Regions from separate parts of the Homo sapiens genome. Here region 2 is linked to region 1. The links are chromatin loops, found by intact Hi-C in ENCODE. Cell type or tissue: ovary. All regions are shown on one strand. Links, peaks and the distances in the headings refer to the core of each region. The heading gives the core; the rest is flanking DNA.

The links. Hi-C counts contacts between places; a loop is a spot of excess contacts. Peaks named below come from ENCODE experiments on the same cell type or tissue, not always from the same donor. Only the 100,000 strongest peaks of a DNase experiment are listed, where the experiment ranks them.
Region 2: a loop joins it to region 1, with 4 times the contacts of the local background. A loop is called at or near these places in 3 of 110 quality-filtered maps.

What each region holds. Positions count from the first base shown.
Region 1 is chr9:134,289,593-134,297,907 of GRCh38, reverse strand. LINC02247 (long intergenic non-protein coding RNA 2247) reads left to right here and starts at 2,511. Exons shown (of 2, transcript NR_146518.1): 1 at 2,511-2,597; 2 at 3,322-3,977. RefSeq lists an enhancer at 2,060-2,781. In ovary, for the core only: no CTCF peak of the experiment used is centred there; DNase peaks (open chromatin) are centred at 3,501 and 3,873; H3K4me3 peaks cover 471 bases.
Region 2 is chr9:134,227,519-134,235,833 of GRCh38, reverse strand. LOC107987039 (a long non-coding RNA gene) reads left to right here and starts at 7,628. Exons shown (of 3, transcript XR_001746583.1): 1 at 7,628-8,310. In ovary, for the core only: no CTCF peak of the experiment used is centred there; DNase peaks (open chromatin) are centred at 2,683, 4,040, 4,373 and 4,722; H3K27ac peaks cover 705 bases.

The DNA.
Region 1 (8,315 bases), core at 122-8,121:
CAAGCCCCATTTTCCTGATACTCAAAGGTGTGGTGGGCGGGTCCCCGGTCCTTCCCAGCCTCAGCCTCCCCATGAGGGGTGGGGTTACATGACACTGCCAAAGACTCCAAGAAGCCAAGGGTCAGGGAGGCCCACTTGCCCCTAGCACTGCACAGCAGAGGCCCTCGGGCCTGGGAGGCTGAAGGCCCTGGACTTGAAGAGTGCGGTGAATCCTTCTTGCTGCCCCTCTGAGGGGCTGGGGGCTGGGATGCTGCCTCGGCCTTTCACCGGCTGTTCAATCCCTGCTCCTCAGTTTCTTTATCTGTGAAATGGGGATAATGACATCTGTGTCATTAACAGGGATGTGAATAATTGAGTTGATGGGGAAGGAACACGAGGAGTGGATGAGGAGCCCACTACAGCTTAAATAAGAGATCACATGCATCCTAAAAAGAACAAAGACTCGTGTGGGTGTGCTGTGTGTCCGTCCACCTCTCAGCCAGGGAACGTGGTGGGCTTGGGGGTCCCCTCTGTGGCTCCCACACTAAGGCTGGGCATGGGGCCAGACTCCCTAGCCCCGTATATGGCCTTCTTGACTGCTGGGGGGCCCTACTGGGGCAGGCAGGAGCAGGGGGCAGTTTGGAATTAGGGTCCAGCACCCCAGGAAGCCACAGACCAGGTCCTCAAGGAGACCCCAGGGCAGTGAGCGGGCGCCCTGCCTCCAGCCCCCGCGCGCTCCTCCTCCTGCTGGCTTTGTCCGTCCTGGCTCCAGGCACACAGTGCCAGGCTCAGGGGCCGGGGCGGGCGGGGACAGGCGCCGCCCATCCCAGTTCGGGGCCATCCGTCTTGGTCGACCCTATTAAAATACATTATAAAAGGAAGAAAAGGGTGGGCCAGAGGGTGAACCGGGAGAAAAATGATACCGCAGACGCCTTTGTTTGTCCTTCGTCCCCGAGCCCTGGAACAGGGAAGATGAAAGGGACTTGGGGGCCATGGCTCCTGGGCCAGGGAAGGCGGAGCTCAGTGGGGGGACTGTGGGAAGAAGATGCACCCGCAGACACCGCACCTCCCCTGGGCCTGCCCCCCCCCCGCCACCGGCCTTTGCACCCTCAAATACCACAGCAGCCTCAGCACCAGAGGAGTGCCTGCCTCCCAGCTCCTTACAGAGGCGGTGTCCAGCGCCAAGCCAGGTGGGCTGCAGACCCAGGGCAGGGCTGCAGACTCCAGCTGCACCTCGGGGGAGGGGTGCAAGGCACCGTCCTGCTGGTTTTGCAAAGATGGAGCATCAGAGATGGGTCCCAGCAGCCGGTAGGGAGTGGCGCATGGGCAGCCGGGGTCTGCGTCCTGGTGCTGGGGAAAAGGCAGAGCTGCCTGGAGGTGGGTGCTCCCCAGGAGTCTCCCAGTGCCACCCCCAGGAGACGAAGCCACGTGGCCCATCAGGAAGCGGAACCACACGGTGACACCCCCAGCTCCCCCTCCCAGGTCTAGAACCAGGTCAGGGCAATGCTTTTGTGAACATTTGCACTTTCACCCTCAAAACCACCTGTTATGGGGGTGCCTTTGCTCCCTGGCAAAAGATACGTTGCAGCCGCTACCCCCAGCACCTCAGACTGTGCTCTTATTTGGGAATAGGGTCATGGCAGGTGTGACTCATTAAAATAAGGTCATGCTGGTGTTGGGGAGGCCTAATTTGATATGACCCCTGTCCTTGTAAGTGGATGTGATGTGTCAGGGGCAACAAGAGTTCCAAGCAAGGCCCCTACCAGGCCTGGGAGGTCAGAAGCAGTAACAGCCTAAAGGATGACTGGGGTCAGGAGAGCAGGGAGGGTATCCCAGGCAGAGGGAATGGCCGGTGCAAGGGCTGGAAAGGACGCTGCCCATCGCTGCCCATCCTAAGCAGCAGGTGGCTTTGTCTGGCTGGTGGGCAGAGTTGGAGTGGGTGCAGGAGGGGCACAGTCGAATCCCACAGGGTCTGGTCAGTCACATTGAGTCTGGGTTTTATCCAGGGCAATGTGGAGCCACGGAAGGACTGGGAGGCAGGCCATGGTCGGGTGTGAAGAAGCCCTGGAGGCCGGTGGAGATAGAGGGGAGCTGGAGGCCGGTGGAGATAGAGGGGAGCTGGAGGCCGGTGGAGATAGAGGGGAGCTGGAGGCCGGCGGAGATAGAGGAGAGCTGGAGGCCGGTGGAGATAGAGGGGACCTGGAGGCCGGTGGAGATAGAGGGGACCTGGAGGCTGGTGGAGATAGAGGGGAGCTGGAGGCCAGTGGAGTCCTGGGTGTGGGCACTCGGACTGGGCAGCGGCGGGGGCGTGGCAAGAAGGGGAGCAGAGCAGAGAGGACACCTGACTGTGTCTGCCAGACCCGTTCCCCAGAGGACGCTGCCCTCCCGAGGAACCTCCCTCCTCTCTCCACCCACGGGGGCAGGCGCATTCCTGGCTGGCACCTCGGGGGATTTAGGATTTCTTCCTAACGAGCTCTCAGTCAGTCACCTGGGCTGTGCGTGAGTTCATGTCTTCAGGAGCTGAGGACTACGAGGCATCACAAAAGTGGCCACGAGAGGCAGGTAAAGGCCCCCAAAGTCTTCACCATCGTCCGCCTCAGAAAATCACTTGTCTGATGGTAAGGGATGGGATGTGGGGCGGCGTCGGCATTGGTGAGGGCCTCGGGCGGGGAGAGGGTTTGTGTCATCCAATCGCAAAGCTAAGTGTGTTGCTTCACTTTAGGCGTCAACCAGCCTGTCCAGGCCACACAGCGCACAGATACTGGGTCAGATATTACCCTGGTTGTTTCTTCAAGGTGTTTTTGGAAGAGACTGACATTTCAGTAGGCAGAGTAAAGCAGATTGCCTTCCCTAATGTGGACCGCTGGCCTGTGCACCGGGCAAGGCCCTGCCCCCCACCACCCCCACCTGCGGGGAGCCTCATCTGTGTGCTCCACGTTTGGGGCTGCCTGAAAGATTCCCTGGGAGAATCCCTCTCTGCTTGGAACCACTGACTTGGAGAGTGGTCTCAGTTACCTCTGGGCACACCAAGGCCGGGGAGCGAGCCCGTCTCACGCCGTGTGACCACCCCTTCCTAACGGTGGAAACCGGCCCTCTCCACCCAGGTCACCCGCCTCCACCTGGAGGGGTCAGGTCCTCAGGGATCAGGTGTCTGTGAAAACAATCCCGAGAGTCATCCGGAAGCTCCATTTCCAGCCAGGGTTAGGGTTCCAGAGGTCGCCCTGAGCGTGTTACGCACACGGCCTATCAAGTACACTCCTTTCCTCGCGGCACCCCCAGGAGGTCGGGGTGTTTGCTGGGTTCCACCCGTGCCCTCACTCATTTTCACTGTGGTCCGATCAGCTCAGGCGGAGCCCAGCAAACACCCCGACCCCCTGGAGGTGCCACGAGGAAAGGAGTGTCCTCAGAGAGCTTCCGGGGAAGCCAGCCCTATGAAGCCCTCCACGTTCACCAGGAGTTCATCGCAGCTGCGGCCAGGCTGGGAAGGAGAGGTGGCCACAGGCAGGCAGCGTGTCTGTTCCGGATGCAAAGCGCAGCCCCAGCCCCGCCCGCTGGAGCCCTCTCTGGCGCTGGGTGGACAAAGCTGCAGTGCGCCGGCCAGGGAAGGCCGAGGAGCCGCCCAGGCGAGGCCCGAGCTGCCTGGTGGCATCTGTGTGGACCCCAGGCCATGTCACTGCCTCAGCACACTCGACCTCCAACTCACATTCCTCACAGGTGGCCCGGGAAAGGGGACCACCCACTCGGCAGGAGCTCCCTGAGCCAGCTCAGTGGATGGAGCAAACTGACTTGGAAATCAAAGTGATGCCCAGACGGAGCAAGAGACAGCCCCGGACCAGCCCCCGGGCCACACCCGCGCACCAGCCAGGACCAGGCCCCGCGGAGGCTTGCTGGGAAGCTGGCGCTGTGTTGTTTCCCCCGCCAGCTGCTCGCTTCCTCCCGGGCTCACTGGAGTGCAAACTGCTTTCACTTGTTTGAAATGGAAATTTTTTCGTCTCTTTATACTTATTGTCACTTGTATTTTTCTCCCCAGAAATGGGGATTTGGACGTGAAGGCGGCTTGTGTGTGCGTTTCCGTGTGCGTGAACAGACACATCTGTTTCCACTTTGGGTTGGGGGGGTTGGCGCAGGGCGAGGGCTGCAGTCTGAGCCAACAGAGTCTACGGAAGCAGAGACAGAAGCCTGTGGAGGGGGCAGGGCGTGGGCAGAAGCAGCCCCTGCGGGTGGGGCTGAGGCCAGGGTTCCTCTCCACCAGCCCCTTACGGCTGCGTCAGGTGTGGGGGTCCTGGGGACATCTGCTCCTTCCCATGGCTTTGGAGGCTGCCAGAGCCTGCCCCAGCCACCCCCCGGGTCCTGGCTGTCACTGAGCCCTCCGTCTCCCTGCCTTTGCACCCAAGTTCCCCCAACCCCTTTATCTGGGTCCCTAGGAACGCCCTTATCCTTCCAGGCCCAGCTCCAGTTGGCTTCACCCCTCCAGAAGCCACCCTGCCAGTCTTTGCTCTAGCTCGGGTGCCTCGGGGTTTACTGCAGACCTGGCCATGTGTTTGGGGTGAGCACAGACTTCAGAGTCCAGCAGCGTCAGGCCACCTCGTGCCCTGCCCTTCTCCCCGCGTGCTACCTCCAAGGCCTGGCTCACACAGGTGCTTTGTGGGGGGAGTGGAGATGAAGACAAAGGTAACCACAAGGATAGTCCCCCCTCCAGGAGCCCCAGCCTGCACTGCAAGGACAAGGCGGTGGAACGACCTGCAGCAGAGACCAGGGCCTGGGACTGCCGGGGTGGTGAGGGTGTGCTTCCCAGAGGTGGCTGGGCCTGAGCCGCAGGGGTGAGTGGTGACCGCATGGAGACCCGGAGCTGCTGCTCTGCTGAAGGTGAAGGTCAGGCCCCAGAGGGAACTGAGAGACAGCACAGGAGAGCCAAGCTCCAGACTCAGACATGCCCATTAATCCTTCCTTCCTTCGTTCATTCATTTAGCCAGTTTTTGGCAGCCACCTGCAGTAGCTGGGGACCCACAGTGAACCACACAGACGGGATCCCTGCCCTTGTAACCTACATGGAGTAGGCAAGAGAGAGGGACCCAGATGGTGACAAGGACAGGGGCTGAAATGGAGAGGGGCCGCAAGGACCGGGGAGGGCGGGGGTGCTGAGGGGCTGAGGCCTGTACTGTCAGAAAGGCCCAGTCCCAGACGCTGGCCTCAGGCTTAGGCACCTGGAGCCAGGCCCCTCAACCCTCTGGGCATCCCCGGGTCCCACCGGGATGGCCCTGGGTCCTGCAGGGGAGGGCTGGGTACGGAGCACACACCACAGCCAAGCTCCAACCACGCCGTGGCCACAGATGTCTCTTCCAGGCCTTGAAGGCAGGGGTGGGGAAACCAAGGTGCCCAAAGCCCCCATCGGGGACGGGGTGTCCACCAAAGCTCCATCCACAGCGTGAGCTTGGAGCTCAGCATCGCAGGAATGGAGGGAGGCGCCCCATCGGATGCCACCTTGCCCGGAGGAATCCGGGCGGTCCACACTGGCTGGTCCACACTCAGAAGGCAAGGACAGGCCCGTGGGTTTGGCCACACTCCACCTGCACATGTGTCCTGGGCAGTGTTGCATTTCAGGAACGGTTCACGGTGGGTGTGGGGAGGGGCACTCCAGATGTAACTATTGGAGTCCTGGTGGCCGGAATGAGGCAGCCTACAGACGGAGACGTGGAGCCTGGGTCCCGAGGACGACAGCAGCCAGCCTGTCACAGGTGCCCGGTGAGCCTGAGCTCACGCATTCACGCAACGTGCGGTTGTCCACTGCGCATTTGTCTGGTGGCCGCCCCGTCTCACTGACTCCTCCCCAGCCCTGGCAGAGGAACCCCAGGCCCAGAGTGGAAGGGACTCCCAGGCTGCCCTCCTGCCCCTTCTCCAGGAGCAACTTGGAGGCACCCAAGCCCCAGCAGCCTCAGCCTGGGCCGCTCATACAGAGCACACACCATGGCCAAGCTCCGCCACGCCGTGGACACGGGTGCCTGTCCTCAAGCCTCCAAGGCAGGGGTGGAGAAACTGAGGCACCAAGAGGTGAAGCAAGCTGCCCAAAGCCCCCATCCTGGATTTCAGCACAGCCCTGCCTGATGCTAGAGGCTCCAAAAGGCTGCGGCTGCCTCTGCCGGCCCTCAGAAAAGAACCAGAGCAGCCGCGTGCAGGCCTCGGCCCAGTGGGGTGATGGCTGTCTCTGGTCTTTCCCTGGGGGAGGAGAGGCTTGGGTGCCAGCCCCACCCCGTGGCTGCGGCACTGGCTGGGAGGAGCTCCAGGTGCAGGCTCTTGGCCTTTGATGAGACTGAGCGTCCTTGTACACCAGGGACAAATTTAGCACCATGGGCGGGAAGTAAACATGTTGGTGCCATCCCGGCAGGGCCTTTATTGACTCCTCCATGAAGGGCAGCAGTGGGTGGAGGAGGCCACCGTGGGCTGCCAGCCCTCCCTTGAGGGCTAGGGATAGGGCTCCAAGGCCCCAGGACACCCCAATTCTATTCATGTCTGTACTCACTCTGTGATGAGGTCTCAGGCAGAGAGGGCACTTCCCTGGTAGCCCCTTGGCCATCCCAAAGTTCATCACACCCCTTACCCCAGCCGAGCCTTCCTGTCTGAGGCTGCGATCCCCTTTCCCAGTGGCACCTTGAGGCCCAGCAAGACCCCAGGGGAGGCCAGGACCTCAATGTCCACACAGTGTCTCCTGCATAGAGAAGTCTGGGCCACTGGTGAACCTTCTGGGGCTGAGAGGGAAGGACCCACAGCAATGACCGGTGGTCCCTAGAGATGCTGTACTGGGCCCTCACAAACATGCCTGTGTGCACACACTCCTGCATGCACAGGTGTGGTGTACAAGCCCGGAAGTGTGCAAACACACCACCCAGAGCAGTACTCATGAGTACGCGCACACTCCTGGTCACACTGCAGTGGAGACAGGTATGCACACATGTGTAGAACTGCATGTAGGAGGACATGTGTCCATCTCCAGGAAACTTGAGGGGCTCTCACACACCTATACACACACACCCAAGCCCACACCAGCAGGGACAAGTGGCCACATGTTTGTGTCCCAACCCACCTGGGGTGGTTAATTTTACGTATCAACTTGACTGGGCCACGGGGTGCCCAGATGTTTGGTTGAAGTGATTTCTGGGTATGTCCTTGCTGGTGTTTCTGGAGATGAGCATTTGAATGCTGGACCGAGGAAAGCAGGTGTCCCCCATTGTGGGTGGGCTCACCCGACTTGGCAAAGACCTGAATAGAATGCAGAGGCCGAGGAGAGGAGAATGGGCTTTGTCGTCCTGCCTACTTGAGATGGGACATGGGTCATCTCCTGCCCAGGGACTTAGACTTACACCACTGGTGGTCCCGGCTCTTGGGCCATCAGGATCTGATCGAAGGCCACCAGCAGGCTTCCTGGGTCTCCAGCGTGCAGACAGAGAGTGGGGCCTTCTCAGCCTCCATCATTGTGTGAGCCAATTCCTTACAATAAGCCTCCTCACGTCCTATTGCTTCATTTCTCCGAAGAGCCCTGAGTAATGTGCCACCCCAGCACACGCTCCTAAGCAAAGCTACGGTGGACGAAGCTGAACGAGGGTCATGCTCCATGCACTGACGACGGTGCCTGTGAGCCTATGCAATGGGCTGGACTCTCTGCACTGGTCCTCACAGAAGGTGAAGGTGACAGTGACAGCAGCTCTGCCATGTCCACTATCTTCAGGTGAGAGGCTGTTTGTGACAGACCTAGGGTTCCCTGTCCAGCTTAGTTGTGCCCCAAACTCCCTCAAGTCCATGGTCCTTGTGCAAATCCTCGAGCACATATGTCAAGTATGTTTCTGGGCACACATTTGCACAGGCCTGTGGGTGGCCTCAGACGCACCAGGGCACGTAACACACCAGTGTCTAGGACACAAAGTGCACCCCACAGGCTGTGTACACCCCCATATTCCCTCACATCTGCAGATCCGTGTGCACCCACAAACACACATGTGCCCCACACATGCTCACACAAATGATACTTCATCCCGTCCCCACCCCACTCTCTTCTAGAAACTGTCCACCCCTTACTGGGAACTGGGTGGGAGACGGAGGCCCACCCTGCCCCCTCCCTGTCCCCAAAGCAATAACATCATTCTCCTCTCTGCCATTAGCAGCTGGGCTGTTGGATCGCCTTTCGGGTGATGCAGCAGCCGTCCACCAGTCTGTGAAACAGTGTTCACACTGCCAGGCTGCCCCACATCCAGAAGACAGACCCACGTGGCCCCCCTTGGGACCCTTGGGAGGACAGTGCACGGGGACGCCCAACCCAGTCCCCATGGCCAAGAGCTGGGAGGCAG
Region 2 (8,315 bases), core at 299-8,298, 62 kb after region 1:
TGACTCCTGTCAACTCACCACAAACGGGTTTCCTCCACCTCAGTGACTCTGTGATTTGGAAACCAAATAAATGTGAAACCGTCTCTGTTGGCATTGCACAGAGCGCTGCCCCCCACCCCCTCTGGGCACCCCACCCTCACACCTCCTCCTGCCCCCGCCTAGCAGTACCAAGGCCGGCTGGAAATCATATTGCTCCCCGGCCCAGGCCCAGACGGCCACGTCGCTTTCAAGCCAGGCCCACTGGTCCAGGGCCAGGCGCAGACTCGGCCGGTCCAGAGCACCAGGCAGGGTCGGGATAGAGGAGGGGCGGTGGGGAGGGGTGAGGCTTCACTGGGTGGGGGTTGCAGGGAGAACAGGGCTGCAGTTCCAGGGCATTGTGTAGCCAGGAAAAGAGAGGCAGGGAAGCCCCAGGCATGACCGTGTGGATTTTCCACAGCGCCCCATCTTTTGGGGCTCAAGGGCGTCCCAGACCCTCAAGGGCACAGTGGAGGCAGCAGGGCAGCAGGACAAGAGGCAGCAACGAGGAAAAGTACAGCCCAGGAGCAGGAGCCCTGGCTCCCAGGGCACTGCCATGGAAACGGAAATAGACATTCACGGGGGGTGGGGGGGTGAAGTCCTCTGAGATGGGCCACGCGTGACCCCAGACACTGGGAAGGTGGGTGCCCGCCCTGGCCATCCATGGCAGTGCCAGCCACAAGAGACTGGCACCGAGGGCCCGGCAGCCTGACAGCCCCTGCCTGGCCCAGGACACCCTGGGCTAAGGCTTGGTTCCTCGGGGGCTCTCAGCTCACAGTGGGGGGAGTCAAAGCACAGTCCCACAGCGCCTCTGGGACTCCATAGCCGCTACTGGCAGGGGGAGGGCCTGCCCCTGTGTCAGGGAGGGACCCCAGGAGGCTTCCAGAGGGAGGCAACATCAGAGCTGCACTTGGAGAAGGCGGGCGTGCTGGACAGGAAGGGGAGGAGGGGCACCAGAGGACAGGGGTGTGTATGCCAAGGTGCAGAGGGGTGGGCGGCAGGGCCAAGGGTATGGCGGGAAGAGGGACGACGTGGGGTCTCCCGGGGACTCATTCTCTGGATGGCCATGCAGAGGCATGGGAGGCAACGCCGTCCTAAGCAGCGTGATCAGATTTGTGTTCTAGAAAGATCCTTCTGGCTGCCGTGTAGGGAAGGGCAGGAGGAGAGGAAGCCGGAGGCGAGAGGGTGCCAGGAGTTGACCTGTCATCCAAGGAGAGCCGAGGAGGACAGGGAGGTGACTCCAGGCCTAAGGAAGAGTCGATGCTTCCTCCTAATGCATCCTCCACAGCTGGGCCAGAGGGGATGGAGCAAGCCCCTCTCCAGTAGCCTGCAGCAGCCCGGGCTCTGGAAGCGCGCCCACTCCACTCCTTGAGAAGTGTGTGGCGGAGGTGAGGGCTCCTGCTTTTCTGATTTGCTCCAGGCCCCAAAGGAATCTATGAGCTTGCTCCGGACCTCAGCATCCCAGCCAGGGCCACCTGCCAGCGTCTGACAGTCACCTGCAAGCCACTGGGCAGACCTCCGTTCCGTTTCCAGCGGGGAAGCCCAGGCGCGGGGCCAGTCACCTGTCCAGGCCTGCACAGGCACTGACTCAAAGCTATGGGCTCAGCCGTGTTGAGCTCTGCTGCATCCCATGGCCACCCGCCCCTGGAGGCTGCAGCCCAGGGAAAGGGGACCCCGGCCTGTGCGCACCACCGAGGGCTCCGTTCCCAACAGGCTGTGCTGATGTTGTGCCTTTGGCCCCCTGCAGGTGTTCTGCCTGAAGCATCCACCCTGAGGTCCACACAGTTGGGCTCTGGAGGAGGGCAGGGCAGCCCCTGCTCTCAGGACAGGTGGGGAGCCCGGCCACACTCTCCAGGAGGAGGCAGGAGGGCTGAGGCCTGTGTGTTGGCGGCTGGTTGTGAATGGACAGGGAAGACCCAATTCCTGGGCACAGTGGAGGTCCCAGAGGCCTTACAGGGCCACAGGTCAGGCCAGCCTGGCTGCAGCTGGGGAGCTGGAAGCTTGGCCCAGCCCAGACCCTGGCTCATATCTGAGGGCAGAGAGAGGGACTTGGGGTGTTCTGGAGCCACCCTCACCTGCTTGGGTCACAGCCGCCGCACCTTGCCCACAGGGACTTTCTAGAAGAGAAAACGCACAGGAGGTAGCGAGAGGAAAGGCTCCTGACGGGTGGCGGCAGGCGGGAGAAATGGGATCTTTCAAAACCATTAAGGCTGGAAGTGCCAGGAGAAAGGGAGGAATCACACAGCTCTGCCTCAGAGGAGGGTCTGGAGGCCCTAGAGACACAGCGATCCCATCCTGCTGAGGAATGGGCTGCACCGGAGTGGGGGCCGCAGAGGTGGGTGGAGAGCCAGGGCAGCTGCCAGGGTGGGCTTCTGGTGGCACCCTGTGGGGGTGAGGACGGCGGGCCTGGGGCCCTCCCCGCTTCCAGGAACCGGTTCTCTGCCCATTCTGGTGTCTGGGCCCTGTGTCTCCCAGTGTCACAGCCTGGGCTGAAGGAGGTTAACAAGATGCTGACACCTGGGCCGGTTACTTTCTACTTAAGCAACTCTGGAACAGCGAAGTCTGCCTTCAGCCCGAGGCGGAGTGCCAGGATGTGAGAGGCGGCCGTGGCCGTGGGCAGGGGCAGGAAGCCACGAGACCAGGCAGTGCCCTGTTTCCCGGGCACAAACTGGCAGGGAGCAGGGCCAGAGTCGGCATGGGTTGCCCTTCCTATTTCACAGTGTGGGTCAGGGGTGAGAGACTCAGGAGCCCAGAAGGGGCGGAACCCACCCAAGTCCTCACGGTGGTCAGGTGGCCAGGCAGGGCCCGAAGCTAGTCTGCCAACTGCCTTCCCAGCTCTCATCTCATAGAGAGGTCCAGGGGTCCTTGAGTAGCCCCTGGGGGGCCAGAGCACAGTGACCACTGTGAATCCGCTCACACATGCAGGGGCTCACCACACCCAGGCTCTGTGGCTTCAGGGACCCTCAACCCCGCAGAGCCTCCTCCCCTGCCGATGGCAAATCCTCACAGCTTGAACCCTCAAGCGAGGGCAGCCCCACTCACAACTGCTCTAGGAGCAAGAGCCCCAGGAGGAATCTGGTCTGCGTCTGCCTCGTACTACGTGCTCCTCCAGGCCCGGAGTTAAGGATCCTCTGACAAATAATGTCATAAAAGACCTCTCATGAACAGAGAGAGCCCCTCTCCAGTCACATTTCCCTTTTTGCCCTGGCTGCCAGGAAGCTCAACATTGCACTCAAGTCCAACCACATGGTCACGGCTGCTTGTTTCCTCACCTAATCCTGCCCTCTGGGGTTGGCTCTACTTTTCCATCTCCTACGTGTCTTCCTGGGATATGTGTGTTTCCCTGAAAAACCTCCTCAGACTTTGGAGGACCATGGTGAATTCAATATTCATTTCCTTAATATCAACTGCGGTGGAGCTGCATCCACAAAGCTAGTGTCCAAATGGGCCATGAGCTCAGGAGGCAGCAGGGCCCGGGGGAGCAGGAGGGGGTGAAGGGAAAGGTCTGGGGCTCTCGATGGCGTTGCTGGTGAGCAGCACTGGGGGTCAAGACAGGCCATTGTCAAGGCTGGAAACTGGAGGGGGGTGGGGGATCGCTGGGCAGGGGAAGGGGCTCCAGGATGATGCCATGTGAGACAGCCAAGACAAAGGTCGCTTCTCCAAATTTCCAACAAATTACCAACAGCCCCAGGGGAGGGCAGGAGGGGAACTGGGTCTCAGGCAGGCAGCCCCTCCCCACCCAGCAGCTCTGCCTTCCCGGGGAAGCCGGAACCCCCAGCACGCAGGGTCAGGCAGCCAGGCCCAGCCCCTTGAGATGTTCCCTCCACCACCTCCACTGAGGCCCTGCTGCAGGACAGAACTTGTGCTGGCCCTGGGGACAGGGGGGTCAGCTGGCCCTTGCCAAAGCGGAGGTCACCTGGGGAGCAGCCGGGGTTTGCCTCATGAGCCCCGTGTGCAGGGGCCTGTCCCGCAGCCCAGGCCTTCAGCAGATGGGAACAGTAAAGAAGTCCCCACTGCCCCCATAACCCTGGCCCTGCTTCAGGGAGCAGCCAAGCGGAGGGTACCCGGGCAGGGCAATCTTGCCAAATTGAGGTTACAAGGTAGTAACTCGAGGCTGTCCTCTCTGCAATCCCCTCAGCATTCTGCCAGGGTGAAAGGCAGCCTGTCCAGTCACCCCAGCGCTGGTTCCCAGCCTCCAACCCTTTAACGCTTCATTTCACCGGGAGCCCAGTGTCAGCGGCCGGCAGTCCCTGAGGGTGGCAAGAGACCGGCCTGTTGGCCTCTGTCCAAGCCCCCACTGCCCCCTCTGAGGTGAGCCCAGCTGGCCCTTTAAGAAGCTGGGGCCACTGCTGGCGCCGCTTGGAGATGGGCACGTTCCTGATCCTTCTGGAAGGAAGGCTAAGTTGGAGTGGAGACAAAATGTTCTTGCACAGCTCGGTAAACAAGCAGAAAGTGTTTTGAAAGCTTCTGCCGATGCAGAGCACTGTAAAATAAATGTGAGAGTTGCAAAAGGAGGCTCCCAGCTGCCAGGGTGGGGGGCGGCAACAGGGGGCACGCAGGCTGCCCACAGCCCCACCGGCATGTGTGCCCCATACCATGGCCTCCATGGGCAGATGTGGTGTCTGCGGGCGCACGTGTGTGCACGCTGTGGAAGGGCCCCAGGTCCGCCTGTGTCTGCAGGTTGTCTGCACAGACGCAGGGCTCCTGAGTGCGGATACAGCCCCTCCCTCCTCACCCTGAATCTTCCTGGAACCAGCCAGGAGGAAACCCTGATTAACGTCATTCTCAGCCGGGGCTGCCGAGCACCCCCAAGGATAGGAAGGAGCCGGGAGCCCAGCTCTGCAGAGAGCTACCAAAGGGTCAGTGGAGAATGGGACCCTCATCTACACAGCTGCACGGAGCCTGGCGAGCAGCACGCTTTGAGGGCAGAACCTCATCACGGGGCGGTCCTTAGCTCCTCTAGGACCACTCCACCCCGTAATGATGGTGCTGAGGGCACACGGAGCTCCCCTGGGGATCGGCCAGGCACTGGGGAGGTGTGGCCTCCATGCAGCACAGATGCCAAGGCCAGCCTTAGTGACAGGGACCAGTCCCGAGGCCAGATCAGCCCCGGCACCCTCTGTCGATCTGGCGAGTGGCTCTACCCTCCAAGGCCCAGTGTCGCCAGCTGTTGGGTGGCCTCCCCTCCCAGAGTCTGTGCCGCCAGGCAAGGTGCCTGGCACTGCCCGCATCTATGGCATCAGCAGGGGCATCAGGTTCACCCTGCCAACCTCCTCGAGTCCCCCTGGCCCTAAGCCCACCATCATTCACCCAGCAACACCCATGAGCCTCGGAGGCAGCACCCCGCGTGGAAATGGCCCTCGCCCAGGGACGGGCAGACCAGGACCTGCCTAGACACCTGGGAGGTGTCGAGCTGCGGGGAGAAACACACGCATGACCAGGGAGCCACAGCAGAACATTGGGCCCGACTCGGGGTGGGGAGGACAGGAAGGCTCCCCAGAGGGAGAAGCATGGCAGGAGGTAAAGTGAGAGGTGGAGTGGGGACTGGACCAACAAGAACTGGGACTGGAGCTGCACCAAGCACACAGTAGGTGCCCAGTTAATGCCTGGTGAGTGACCGAATGGACCCTATGAGGCAGGAGAAGACCGAACCCTAGAGAGAGGGTGTCCCTCCAAGGTGGCAGGTGGGAAGCTGCAGAGCAGGATGCCCCCATTTTTGCCTGTCCTGACCTAGGCCCTGCCCTGCCTTCGTGGTTGGGAAGAGGCGGATCTAGCTGGGAAGGGCAGAGCCCTGGCCCCCAACGGCCCGCCGCTCCCTACATGGGGTAGACGCCTCCCCACGTCTGAGCTTATAACCAGTAGCGGGCTCTGGCTTTGGGGCTGCCGCGAGCCAGAGGGCACTGGAACAGCCAACCCCAGGACCCCAGCCGAACCGTCGGGGGCAGCCCCTGGGGGCACAGGAGCATCCTCCCACCTGGCTGCAGCGGGACACGGCCCAGTCAGAGGCCCAGCTGGGAACTGGGTGTCGAGCCAGGGCCAGCCAGTGTTAGGATTGCCAGGCTGTCCACCCCTCTGGCTCCCAGCGACTGGCGGGGGACTCCACAGCCGGGCTGAGCTCTGGGCACCTGTGAGCCAAAACCGCTCAGAAACCACAAGGCCAATAAATCCACTTTCTAAAGTGGCCAGTGAGAGAGGGAGGCACTGCGGTTTGGGTTCTAGCAGCCCCAGCCCACTTAAAGCACCAAAAGGCCTGGGGTTGGGGGGTGTGCCCTGACCTGTCCCCAAGTCCTAAGCCTTGGGTGGACTGCGGGTGGTAGGAATGCAGTAAGGACCCTTTCATGTGTCCAGCGCTGTCCTGGCCCTCAGAGGCCTAACACCTGGGCACCTCTCTTCCCAAAAGGCAACGAGAGCCTTGTTCCAGCCGGTGGGGGGTGGGCTGAAGCCACGAGATGAGAAAGTGGCACAGCCATGCCAACCAGACAGCAGTAGGACCCAACCCCTGGCCCACACCATCTTCCTCCCACAGACCAGGTGTTCACAGGACAGGACTGGCTGTCCCTCCGTCCCTCAGCCCACAGTGCTTGCACAGCACCCTAGACCTACCGTCGCTGGGTGCCACAGACCCCATCGCCCAGGAGCTGGGCCCCACGACACCAGGTGAGGTCACCTAAACTCATCCAAGGTCACACAGTCAGTAAAGGGACAGGGCTTTGAACCCAGGGTCCCAAGAGCTAAATCTCAGGGACAAAGACTCAGCTAAACCCCCCACAAAAGGGGAGAAAGGAGGAAGGGGGACAGGGACCCAGCGTGGAGTGGCAGGGAGAGGGGAGGTGGGTTCGGCCAGAGAGCCAGGGGTGTGCTTGGGCATGCACAGGAGGCAGGGTGGGCATTGGCCAGGCCCAGCCGGCACCTGAGCTCCTCCCTCTGCACCTGTGAGAGGGGTTCCTTCTGCCTCAGGGCACAGCCCCAGGTCCTGCCCCACCCGTCCTCAGAAGGCCCCGGCAGGGTGGTCAACTCCTCAGCCATTACACTGGACATGAAGGACTTTGTGAGGCTGGCGTCCCTCCCCAAAGCCATGCATTCGCCCTGCAGAGGGAGGAGAAGGTGCTCCCTTTGGGGAGGGGGCCCCAGCATCCCGGGGTGGGACTCCAGCAACCCCCACCCCTTGCCTCAAATACCCAGCAGAACCCTTGCCTTATAGAAGGCGGGCCTTGCTCAGGCGGTGGACCCGCGGGGAGAAGGGTAGGGTGCTCAGATGCCAGGGCCTATGAGAATGAACACTGACGCGTGGATGGATCCTGGGGAAATTTCTCTAGGCAAAGACCCCCAGGGGGCTGCTGAGGGAGAGAGAGGAGAATGAGAGCGCTGAGCCAGAGGGGCGAGGTGGGAGGCGACAACAGAACGGCCCTCCCAGGACCCAGTGGCATCCCAAAGACAGAGCAGCCAAGGGCAGGGGGTGGGGTGACCCAGGCCATCAAGGAAAGAGGCCACCAGAGAGGCCGCAAGACCCGGGGGCGGGAGTGGGAAGTACATGTTTGTCCCTCTTCCAGCCCGCGGCCGTAAGTAAGGCTGCGAAGGGCCAGGCTGGGGAGAGGCTGCAGTCGCCTGGATGGGGGAACCTCTGTGTGCCTCAGTGTCCTGCTCTGTATAGCCCCCACCCTTGCAGCACGGACCTCGCAGGCTGCTGGGAGGCTCAGGCAGGCTGTGTAGTCTCGGTGCTGAGCCTCGGAGCGCTGGACAGCCAGACTCTCCCTCCCAGCCCCCATCCAGACAGCCGGGGCCTCCCTGCCTGCTCTCCCGCAGGAGGTGAAGGCAGGCATAGGCTAACCCCACCCAAAGGGGGTCCCTGCCCAAGTGGCAGAGTGGCACAAGTCCTGGAGTGGCAAAATTTTGAAGAACAAGGCATATTGAGCAGGCTTGGCAGGAGGCCAGGCAGGTGCGAAATCAAGGCTCAGGAAGTCTCTCGGTAAAGATGGGGTTGGACCTGAACCAGGATTCCTGAGACCTCGGACCCCAGGGCCCTTTCCTCGGGAAGCTCTGACAGAGCTCCCTCCGCAGGGCTGGTGCTCCAGGAGCAGCTTCCAACGCTCTGGGCAACCGAATGCCTTCCACTGCCCCAGAGTGTGGTGCTTCAGGGTGCCCCTGGGCTTAAGGTTTGATGTGGCTGCACGCGGGCAGGACCTCTTAGCCATCAAACAGCCACCCAGCTAAAAGGCAGAGAGCAGCGCCACAGGTGACCCAGAGGAGACGCCACTCCCCAGAGGCCGAGGAAGACTCCAAGACTTTTTTCACAGGGTGAG